2 separate regions of the Homo sapiens genome follow, and region 2 is linked to region 1. Evidence: chromatin loops called from intact Hi-C (ENCODE). Cell type or tissue: heart right ventricle. All regions are shown on one strand. Each heading gives the region's core, and the rest is flanking DNA. Links, peaks and the distances in the headings are about the cores only.

The links. Hi-C counts contacts between places; a loop is a spot of excess contacts. Peaks named below come from ENCODE experiments on the same cell type or tissue, not always from the same donor. Only the 100,000 strongest peaks of a DNase experiment are listed, where the experiment ranks them.
Region 2: it touches region 1 in a loop (11-fold over the local background); 6 of 110 quality-filtered maps call a loop at or near these places.

What each region holds. Positions count from the first base shown.
Region 1 is chr13:48,780,743-48,786,318 of GRCh38, reverse strand. No RefSeq gene overlaps it. Among named protein-coding and RNA genes, the nearest start is that of CYSLTR2, 130 kb to the right of the region's middle. In heart right ventricle, for the core only: no CTCF peak of the experiment used is centred there; a DNase peak (open chromatin) is centred at 2,798; H3K27ac peaks cover 389 bases.
Region 2 is chr13:48,872,107-48,877,682 of GRCh38, reverse strand. The region is part of intron 1 of LOC107984559 (a long non-coding RNA gene); the gene reads right to left. Among named protein-coding and RNA genes, the nearest start is that of FNDC3A, 100 kb to the left of the region's middle. RefSeq lists enhancers at 1,672-2,180, 2,181-2,689, 3,506-4,228. In heart right ventricle, for the core only: no CTCF peak of the experiment used is centred there; a DNase peak (open chromatin) is centred at 3,342; H3K27me3 peaks cover 1,029 bases.

The sequences.
Region 1 (5,576 bases), core at 252-5,251:
CTCAAACCCCATCTTCCCTCCTTCTCATTATTTTTACACTTCAAACCAGGGTCAGAACCCAGCGTGACCGGGAATCCAATTACAAAGTCAAACCCAGAAGGAAAAGACTTCATAACTAAACAATTGCAAAAGGTTACCAGTTTATATCAGCAAATATTTTGAATACTTGTGGAAATAGATGTGGAGGTACTAAACCAAAGAGTAAAGAATATAACTTTAGATCAAGCTGCATTGATCCATGCATTTCATTTGGCAGAAACACTGGGTTCAATCTACCGGTTAAACAACAAACACACAGCCACAAAAAGCCAGACAGAGGAAAGGGGAGAGAGAGAGAGAGAGAGAGAGAGAGAGAGAGAGAGAGAGAGAGAGAGAATCTTCCTTTTCTTATAAGGCCACAGTTCTGCAACATTAGGACTCTATTTTTAGGACCTCACTTAACCTTAATAATCTGCTAAAGACTCTATCTCCAAATAAAATCACACTGGGGGTTAGGGCTTTAACATATGAATTTTGGGGGAACACAATTCAATCCATAGTATTTGGTAAAATTAACAACATAAATTCCATCATTATGGACCTGAAAAGATATACAGTCAGCCCTCTATATCTGTGGATTCTGTATCCATGGATTCAACTGGCCACAAATAAAAAATATTTGAGAAAAAATTGCATCTGTACCAAACATGTACAGATGTTTTTTCTTGTCATTATTCTCTAAACAATACAGTATGACAACTATTTACATGGCACTTATATTGTATTAGGTATCATAAGTAATCTAGAGATGATTTAAAGTATATGGGAGGATGTGTATATGTTGTATGCAAATACTATGCCATTTGCCTATATCAGGGACTTGAACATTCATGGATTTTGGTATCTGTGGGAGGTTCTGGAACCAATCCCTCACAGATACCAAGGGATGACTGTACTTTCACATACCTTTTTGACATTTTGGCCAGTATTAAAAATGAACAGGCTTTGGATAATGACAGAAAGTTATTGTAACCTCAATCAGGGAGTGATTCCAATTGCAATTACTCTTGTAGATATGGTCTCTTTACTGAGACATGTATAGACATCTCATGGCATGTGGTGGTATGTAGCTATTGATCTCTACCCCCAAAAGCAGAAAACACCAGAGGTAATCTGCTTTTACTTAGTGGGAAGACAGCATACCTTCACGGTATTGCCTCTGGGTTACATCAATTTTCTGACCTTGTGCCACAAGTTAGTTTGCAGGGAACTTGATTATCTCATCATCTCATAGAAAAGCATGGTGTCCCATGACATAGATGAGATAGACGTCGGGGGAGCAAAAAGTTGCTGTAACCCAATATGTGTTGCTATGTTGGAGGATGCCAGCTGTTAGGAGATAAAACCTATAAAACATTAGGCTTGATACCTCAGAGAAGTTTTTTGAGGCTAAGTAGTCTGAGGCACATTGGGATAACCTTCAAAGTCAAAGACTAGTTGCTACATCTTGTAACTACTACCAATGGGACAAAAGAAACTACTTGGTGAAAATGTTTGAATTTTATAGTAAACATATACCATGTTTGGGTATTCTGCTTCTACCTATTACTAGTTGAAAGATAAGCACTTTGAGTGGAACCTGGAACAAGAGAATTGTCACTGGTCAAGGATGTAATGGCAGAGTAACAGTGCCCAAAGTATTTGTGACAGATTATGATGTCCATTGAGGCCTGTAGAAAGTTGCAGTGGTGTTTTTACAGGGGATTCCCCTAAGGTTTTGAAGCAAGTAAAGGAGCAATTCACCTTTGAAAAATATCTCTTGGCTTGCTAGTAGGCCCTCTTAGAGACTGACGGTGGGACCCCCAAGTAAGCATCCGGACTGAGTTTTTGGGGTAATTATGCATTATCTGCTCATTCTAGCTGTGAAACAAAGAACAGGAAGCTGACCTAACTTGTGCATGTCATCAGCCCCTTTTTCAGCCATCCTAAATTTTGTTCAGTGGGCTCATAAACATAGTGGTTGGGGGTGGGGGTGCACTCCCATATTCCAGTAAGGATAAAGGGAAGCCATTCCTCATCCTATCTCATAGGTGACCTCATGGAAGTCTGCCAGCTAACTTGAGCTGCAGTCTCAGGTTGAGAGATGCTCCCAAATAATATTTGTGAAATAATCTTGGGTGAGTACTAACCCTGTTGGCCAGAACCAAGGGGCGAGTGGGAAGTGTGCTATCATCATGGGTGTAAAAGCTGGATGCCCCACTTCATGGGTGGACCAGGAGGGCATGGCCTGACAGCTGCAGTTTCTGTCTTTATGGGGAAGGCTTATGGCCTGGGGCAATTTTGAGTTCTGAGTGCAGGCTGCCTGGAACCCAGCTAGCTGCTGTAAGCAGAACACTGTGTGTGAAACCTGCCTTGCCAAGTGCATGGGAGCTGAGTGGGGCTTACTGTACCCTGCTACCCCTTGCTCCTTTTGTGGATATTTTTTGTGGAACAGAGGCAGCTGCGCTCCTCCCTGGAACATTACCCTAGCGGCTAGAGAACTGCTACCTGACCCCCTTTGGGGCTGCAGCTTGTGCCTGTACGTGGAGAGCCAGAATGTTGACTTATCTAACCCAGCCTCAAGCCATCTTTGCCCCTCCACCCCTCCCCGCAGCCCCCCAATAATGTAACCCCATGGACAGGCACATTTGGGAGCTCCATGGCCCCACCCCTTGCCTGAGACACCAGAGTACCTTCACTGGCTAACATAAAACAAACACAAATTCCACCACTACCACTGCAGATGGTGCTCTTTCGCAAACACTACTTCCTGGCTGGAGGCCAACGGGTACAGCCCATTACAACATCTGCAGGCACAATAACATAGCACTCAGGAAGGAGAAAACTTTTGCGTAAATTCAGCTATCGTCATTGCCTGCATCACCCTGGCTAACCAGGAGGTCTTGAGTTGGTTCACGTGTCCAGCACATTACTATTGCAGCTGGCATTTGAGAAAGCTAACACACCAAAGCTATTTATAACCAAGGAAATATCAGAGTCTGCGTCACTCACCTATCACTCTCATCAGCTGCTGCTGGTACCCACCGCTGGAAGACTAGAGGACAGGTCACATCACTAGATCCCTTGCAAACATTCTCCAGCACCAGCATGGAGTCTGGCAGCTCCAGTGGGTAACTAGATCCAGAAAAGCAGCAGGATTCACAGTAGTCTGGCCCTGAGGGACTGCCATTCCTAGGGGAAGGGGGAGGGTACCACATTAAGGGAGCACCATGTGGGACAAAATAAACCAAAGTACAGGCCTTGAGTCCCTGAACTTTCCACTCATGGGAAGTTTCTTTCAGCAGAGACACAGGTACAGTGTTGGGATCGGTGAGGAAAGTGTGTAGCTTTAACCCAACAGTCAGGCAGCCCTGGTGCTTGTAAAGGGTATTGGAGAAGAGGACTTCTCCCTCTCACCCACCACTGCAGACAAAGCTCTGACTTCTCCCATGGGAGTTCTGCCTGGGTGCATCTGTAGACAGCCTTTCTGGAACACTGCATCCCCACAGGATGGGTGCCCTCCAGGTTCAGGCTTGCATAAGAGGTAAAGTCACAACCCCTCTCTACGCAGAACATCAGAATTCTTGGAGAGGAAAAGAGGTGACTGTCCAATCAAAATAGCCAGGACGCTGTGTCAGGAGTGTGACTGGGAAGCAGATTGTTTTCCTGCTAGCCTGGAGGGAGAACTGTGGTAGCTTCCTCCCTTCCCTCAGAAAAGACCTTAGTGCATTTCACTGAGAGCTCCCCCAACCACCTCTGTCAAGGCTGGGACCTCTGCCAACCACTGGAGTATTGCATTTACCTATTTACTTTAGCCACAGCTAGTTTTTACCCATGGGCACTTTCTACTGTCCCGAAGCCTGAATTGTTCAACCCAGTTAATAAAAGACAGAGGGAAAAAAATTTTTTAAGTGCACACCACTGGGGTATGAAATAAGCTTCTTGAGATTTCTGCCTTTCCAACCTCACAGGAGATGTGAAACTGCTCACACACCCAGCACATCACTGCTGCGACCAGCATGTGAGAAAGCTGTCACATAAAGATTTTTTTTTTTTTTTGGAAACAGAGTCTCACTCTGTCACCCAGGCTGGAGTGCAGTGGCATAATCTCAGCTCACTGCAACCTCTGCCTTCTGGATTCAAGTGATTCTCCTGCCTCAGCCTTCCAAGTAGCTGGGATTACAGGTATGTGCTACCATGCTCAGCTAACATGGTGTTTCACCATGTTAGCCAGGCTCGTCTTGAACTTCTGACCTCAGGTGACCCACCTGCCTTGGTCTCCCAAAGTGTTGGGATTACAGGTATGAGCCAAGATTCTTTATAACCAAGGAACTCATCCAGAGTCTTCATCACTGAAAGCACTCAGAGCTGAAGCTAGGTGACAATAAACTATAAACATTAAAGTCACATCTTCAAGGGGGCAAAAAAGAAATTAAAGTCTAATAAAAAAATTTAAAAAATTAGAAGAAAGAGTCCACCAAATGAGAAAGAGCCAGAAAAATAATTCTGGAACTATGAAAAAATGAGATTCTATAAAACCTCCAAAAGATCACACTAACTCTCCAGCGGTGGATCCAAAACAAGATGAAATGCTTGAAATACTAGATAAAACATTCAAAAGATTATTAAGTTACTCAAGCAGATACAAGAGAAAGGTGAAAACTAATATAAAGAAATTTAAAAAAGATTCAGGATATAAATGAAAATTTTTCTAAAAAGATAGATATTTTAAAGAAAAACCAATCAGAACATCTGGAAATGAAATATACATTTAGGGAACTACAAAATGCAGTGGAAAGTTTTTAACAATAGACTAGACCAAATAGAAGAAAGAATTTCAGAGCTTAAAGACAAGGCTTTTGATTTAACTCAATCAGACAAAAATAAAGAAAAAGAATGAAAAAAAATCCAAGAAATATGGGATTATATAAAACAGCCAAATCTAATAATTATAAGTGTTCTTTGTTCTTTGGTACAAAGTAAATAGCTACTGTTTAAACAAATTTGGATTTATTTAAACAGTTTGGAAAAGCAAACAGTTTGGGAAACCTATTTGAGGGAATAACAGAGGAAAATTTCCTGGCCCTGCTAGAGATTTAGACATTCAAATATAAGAAGCTCAAAGAACTCCTGGGATTCCTTGCAAAAAGGACATCATCAAGGCGTATAGTCATCAGGCTACCTAAAGTCAACATAAAGGAAATAATTCTAAGAGGAGTTAGACAAAAACATCAGGTAACCTGTAAAGGAAAACCTATCAGACTAACAGCAGGCTTCTCAGCAGAAATCTTATAAGCCCGAAGGGATTGGGGTTCTATCTTTAGTCTCCTTAAACAGAATTACTTTCAGCCAAGAATTTTGTATCCAGCAAAACTAAGTTTCAGAAATGAAGGAGAAATAAAGTCTTTCTCAGACAAGCAAATGCTGAGGGAATTTATCAATAGTGGACCAGCCCTATAAGAAATGCTAAAAGGACCTCTAAATCTTGAAACAAAAAGTTAATACAAACCAGAATAGAAACTCCTGAAAGCATAAAATTCATATGTATTATAAAAAAT
Region 2 (5,576 bases), core at 310-5,309, 91 kb before region 1:
AACTTAATTTAACTTAATTTTTAAAAATATTTGAGGCCGGGCACAGTGGCTCATGCCTGTAATCCCAGCACTTTGGGAGGCCGAGGTGGGCTGATCACAAGTTCAGAAGTTCAAGGCCAGCCTGACCAACATGTTGAAACCCTGTCTCTACTAAAAATACAAAATTAGCTGGATGTGGTGGCGCATGCCTGTAATCCCAGCGACTTGGGAGGCTGAGACAGGAGAATCGCTTGAACCCGGGAGGCGGAGGTTGCAGTGAGCCGAGATTGCACCATTGAACTCCAGCCTGTGCAATAGGAGCAAAACTCCATCTCAAAATATAAATAAATAAATACTTGAGACAGGGTGTCACTCTGTTGCCCAGGCTGAAGTGCAGTGGTGGTATCTCTGCTCACTGCAGCCCTGTACTTTTGGGCTCAGGTAATCCTCCCACCTCAGCCTCCAGAGTAACTGGGACTACAGGCATGTGCTAAAATGCTCAGCTAATTTTTGTATTTTTTTGTAGATACAGTGTCTCACTATGCTATCCAGGCTGGTCTCAAACTCCTGAGCTTAAGCAATCCTCCTGCCTCAGCCTCTCAAAGTGTCAGGATTACAGGCATGAGTCACCGTGCCTGGTCTTTACTAAATTTAAAGAATAAAAATAAAGGAATCTAGCAGTGGTGCTCCACAGTCTGTAACCTGCCCTGGACCTCTTCCTAGGCATTTTTATTTCTTTGATTTTGTAGGTCCATACAATCACTTGATTAGGCAGATGACAGAACTTTCTAGAAGAGTTCCCTAAATCCTTCAGACTAGTAAAATGCCTTTGATGTCCCTCATCATTGGATCCTGCTTAATTCCAAATAGAATAGCCTGGGAATTGGGGCAGGGAGGGCAGGGAGGACTAGTGACCTGTTTAGGGCAAAATTTAATGTAGTTATGGTTATGGGTCAAGCACAGGTGTCAATCACAGCTGCTACCTTTCTGCTCCTTAGTTTCCATATGTGGATTAACTGACATAACCAAGGTTAGCACCCTGGCTGACCCCATAGTCAGCACTCAATAAAAGTTAGCTCTTACTGAACTTCAAAAGGAGTAGAGCCCTTTCATCAACTCTGCAGGCATAAGTTAGAACAATGTCAGCAGGTGTAGCCAACAAGCTAACTTCTTGTTAGGAAGGAAGCAATTAACAGGCTGAGTCTTGTGTTTTGTTATTGGTGAGGGTAGGGAGGGGGTAGGGGCTCAGAAAGCCCCAGAGGGCTGTGCCAGGGAAACAGAGCTGGAGGCACCAGATCAAGGGTTGTGAGACAGGGAGAGTTCAATGATGGAGCAGCAGTTTGAGCACAGAGGTGGACAGAGCCAGGTGATAACTGTCTTGGGGCAGTTGATTGGGGGTTGTGGGAGCTGCTGTTGATGGACAAGGAGAGGAGGCCACCACTGTTCCTGTCACCGGGCACCTCCTCTCCAGCCCAGCAGTCAAATGCCCCCTTCTCCTGAACTACCACCCAGGGAAGGGTGAGGAATGGACAGTTTTGGCAATACTGATGAACTTAATCTAAGGAAAAAGCAGGACCCCCGCCACTCCTCCCCCAGGGTGGGGTGCCAGGGGCAAGCAGTGGAAAGAGACTCTTCCCACACTCCCGACTCCTCCACTTCTTGCTGCCAAGGATAACAGATGCTATCATATAGGTTCAAACAGGTGCTCACATGCACTCTGGTGAAATGAAACAGGAAAACCTGTCCAGGGTGACAGAAGAAAAATCAAGAATTCGACATTTTGGGCTTTGAATGGCTTAGAAAGAAATTAGTTCCCTGAGTGTCCTGTAAAAGAGAATCCTTGTCCTGTCAGATGGGGGAGTTTGAATTAAAAAGAAAATCGAGGTGCTTTGGTATTACAAGATCGGAGAGCGATTTTTAAAGAAACACAGGAGAGAATATCCGTTTCAAAGATGCAGGCAGTTCCCTGGTTATCAGCAAGATGTGACTGCCAAAACGAAGCTAAAATCACTTCTAATCCTCTGGTACCTGACTGGCAAATGAACAGGAGAGGAAAAGGTTGGTAGGTCAAGGCCGGCATTTGGCTTGGTCCACATGGGGTGGGGTAGAAACAGATTTTAGCATGGGTTGGCTTTAAATAGCCCCTGTTGTAGCTGCCGAGCACTAATTCACTCATTCTCTTTTCCAAGCTGAATGTAGATGTAGTACTCTTCTGTCTCTGTCCATCAACACCAATTGTTTTTCCAATAAGAATCCAATATCGTGGGCCAGGATAATAATCCAGGAAAAGCTTGTGATGGAAATGGTGGATAAAAGGCAGAGGAGAGTGCCTCTACTTAAAATGCATACCCTCCTTTCAGAGGTTTGCGAATTTAGAGACAGGTAAAGTCTCCTTACTCCCGGCCTCCCAGCTCTCCTGCAAGCCTTTCTTTTCATCTAGAACTCCCCCTCTGGCTTGCAATAAAATACTTTGCATTTGAAAAAAAAAATGCATCCTATTAGAGACAAACTTCTTTGAGCCTTAAAGGCTTTTTCCAGCTTTAAGAATCCTCTACTAAAATGCAAATATTCAGGGAAGGAGTAAAATCTGCAGCTTTGACAGCCGGATACCTTATCACTACCCATCACTATCACTTTAGCAAACATTTACTGAGCCCTTACTATCTGCTTAGGAATTTATTTATTTGTTCCTTCATTTTTTTTAAATTTAAAGTCAGGCTTATTGAGGTGTAATTTACATGGAGTCAAATTTATGCTTTTTAGTGTAGTTTCATGCCTTTTGAAAAAAAAATGGCAGTCTAGTAACCACCCCCACAATCAAGTTCTAGAACATTTCTATCACCCCCCTGCAAAGTTCTCTTGGGTTGTCTTCCCTCCACCTTCAGTCCCTAGCAACAGTGAATCTCTTTTCTGTCCCCATAGTTTTGCCTTTTCCAGCCCTTACTACTTATACAAATAAAACGCTTCCTCCTCAAAAAATGACCCCAAACTTTATTTAGCTTGGTTTAAAATCTGGTTAACCATTTCCCTTGGGGAGGGGATGGTCTTTTCAGACATGTTTTTAGATTCAGCCACTAGCCAAGCACCTGATAATTTAGAAGCCAGACTGGAGCTGGGAAATTGGGAAGAGAATCAGCTGGATGGGGAAGAAGCTGGCATTGCAGTGGGTGGGGCAGGAGTATACCTAGCATTCATCGCTATGCAAGCCCCCAAGGTGGGCAAGCCACAAAATACCTTAAACCTGGGCTCCTGTCTGCCCACTCCTTCAACAAACAAACAACAACAAACACTCAGGCCAGAGGGAAACTGTGAACTCCTTGAGGACTGTTTCCCTTTTCTGGTCTCTGTCTTCCCCTCGCCTCACTCAGTGTCATCAGCTCTGGGTGTGGAGGATAAAGGGCACTAGAGATAAGAATTACTGCCACATTTCTGGCCTCAGTTACTGAGTAAGTGACGGTGCCAGTAATAAGAGAGAACAGGGAAGGGAAATAATATAATTTGAGCTTCTACCATATACCAGGCATATAGTATTTCATTTTGTCCTCTTAATAATCGGATGAGCCTCTGAGCCAGGGACCCAGAAGTCCTGTTCTCCAGCTTCCTCTAGTCCCTCATCAGTCACAACTGTCAGAATTACCCTTTAACACCCTCCTAAAACTTTCCCTTTCTTTCCTTCTCACTGCTCTGTCTTAATTAACTCATTGCTCCTGCTTAGAATGTTCACAGTTGTCTATTAGGATTCTCTCCACCTCCAGTCTGGTCTTAATTTATCCCCCTTGTGGCTACCAAAGTTATGTTTCTCAAATGCAAATCCAATCATATAAGTCCCCTGCTTAAGTTCTCTGTGACTCACTTGTAGCCTCAGGATAAATTCTGGCTCTGGGTAAGCGAGGTCCTGCATTATCCCTGATCAGATGCAAGCTCCTCTCCCAAACTCCTCTGTTGTGCTCTGAAACCTGTTGGTGGTCTCAGGTGACCATGCTAATTCTTGCTAATGCTCCTCTCTCCTCCACTCCTAGCCATGCCCTGGGCTACTTAAGTCATTCTTATTCTAGATAAAGCTCTACTATTACTGTCTGTGAGAAGTCTCTCCACCTCACCGAATACATTCTTGACTCCTCCTTTTCTTGTTCCTCACTATATCCTGACAAGCTTCTGTCACAGCCCCTACCAGGGTTTACTGCCTTTGAGTGCTTACATCTCTGGTTGGTAAGGACTCTTTCCCTTGCCTTCCCGAAATGTAATTATTAGTAAATGACAAAGTCCCATTTAAAATTCTTATTTCCCACAAAATGGCTAACTCAAAGAGTTGAAATTTGAACCTAAAAAACTGGCTGATGCTCAAGCTTATTCCATTTTTACTGCATAAACTCTAGAGGACATTTGAGAAGAAAGATGATTTTATTTAGGGATGTGTTGTGTTTGAGATTCCTGTGGTCATTGAGGTGACTGTGTGTAGTAGGCAATTGTAAAGAAGAGTACAGAGCTCAGGAAGAAGTTTTAGCTTGGATTTTCAGTAAATAAGTGTTTGATAGGCTCTAATCATGGTTACTTTTGGAAGCTCTTCCATACATCATATAAAAATATACTGAAATATGTTATATACAATATATCAGATAATCATACACGAGTCAAGCTGACATTTGATATGAATTGTAGGCAGTTGATTAAACATCTATTAATTTCATTTTGCAGTTTTCCTCTTTCTCTTCTCTCTCCTTTCCTCCTTCCTTGCTTTTGTCTTTCTTTTCCTCCTTCCTTTCTTTCTTTTCTTAAATATTTTCTTTTACTTTGAAAAGATACTGTGCCTTTAGTACTTATTGGGTAAAACAACCCCACATGTAGGTGGCAGTTGAAGCTCTGGCAGCAGAGAAACAAGGGGTGATGAGATGGGGGAGGATTAAGTCCCCCTGTAATCTACATCACCACTTAACAAGCTGCTCCAAACATAGAGAATGTAAGTAGAAGAAGTTAGCCTACTCAGCAAACTCAGCATCAAGACAAATCACCTATCTCTTCCTGTATGAAAATTCTGGAGTCCCTGCTGGCATTGGATAAGTGATATTCCTTTGTCAAATGAAAAAAAGGCTGAGAAAACCCAACAAGCACCAACATTTGAAGTGTCAGGCAGAGGAACAGGAGTCCAGGGAATGGACCAGAAGTCCAGCCCAGGGATAGAGGTACACGATATAGTAAAGGGTAAAGGGTTTCTAGAAAGGAAAGCAGTCAATAGTCAGAGGGGTTTGTCAGGCCTCTGAGCCCAAGCTAAGCCATCATATCCCCTGTGACCTGCACATGTACATCCAGATGGCCTGAAACAACTAAAGATCCACAAAAGAAGTGAAAATAGCCTTAACTGATGACATTCCACCATTGTGATTTGTTTCTGCCCCACCCTAACTGATCAATGTACTTTGTAATCTCCCCCACCCTTAAGAAGATTCTTTGTAATTCTCCCCACCCTTGAGAATGTACTTTGTGAGATCCACCCCCTGTGCACAAAACATTGCTCCTAACTCCACCGCCTACCCAAAACCTGTAAGAACTAATGATAATCCCATCACCCTTTGCTGACTCCTTTTTTAGACTCAGCCTGC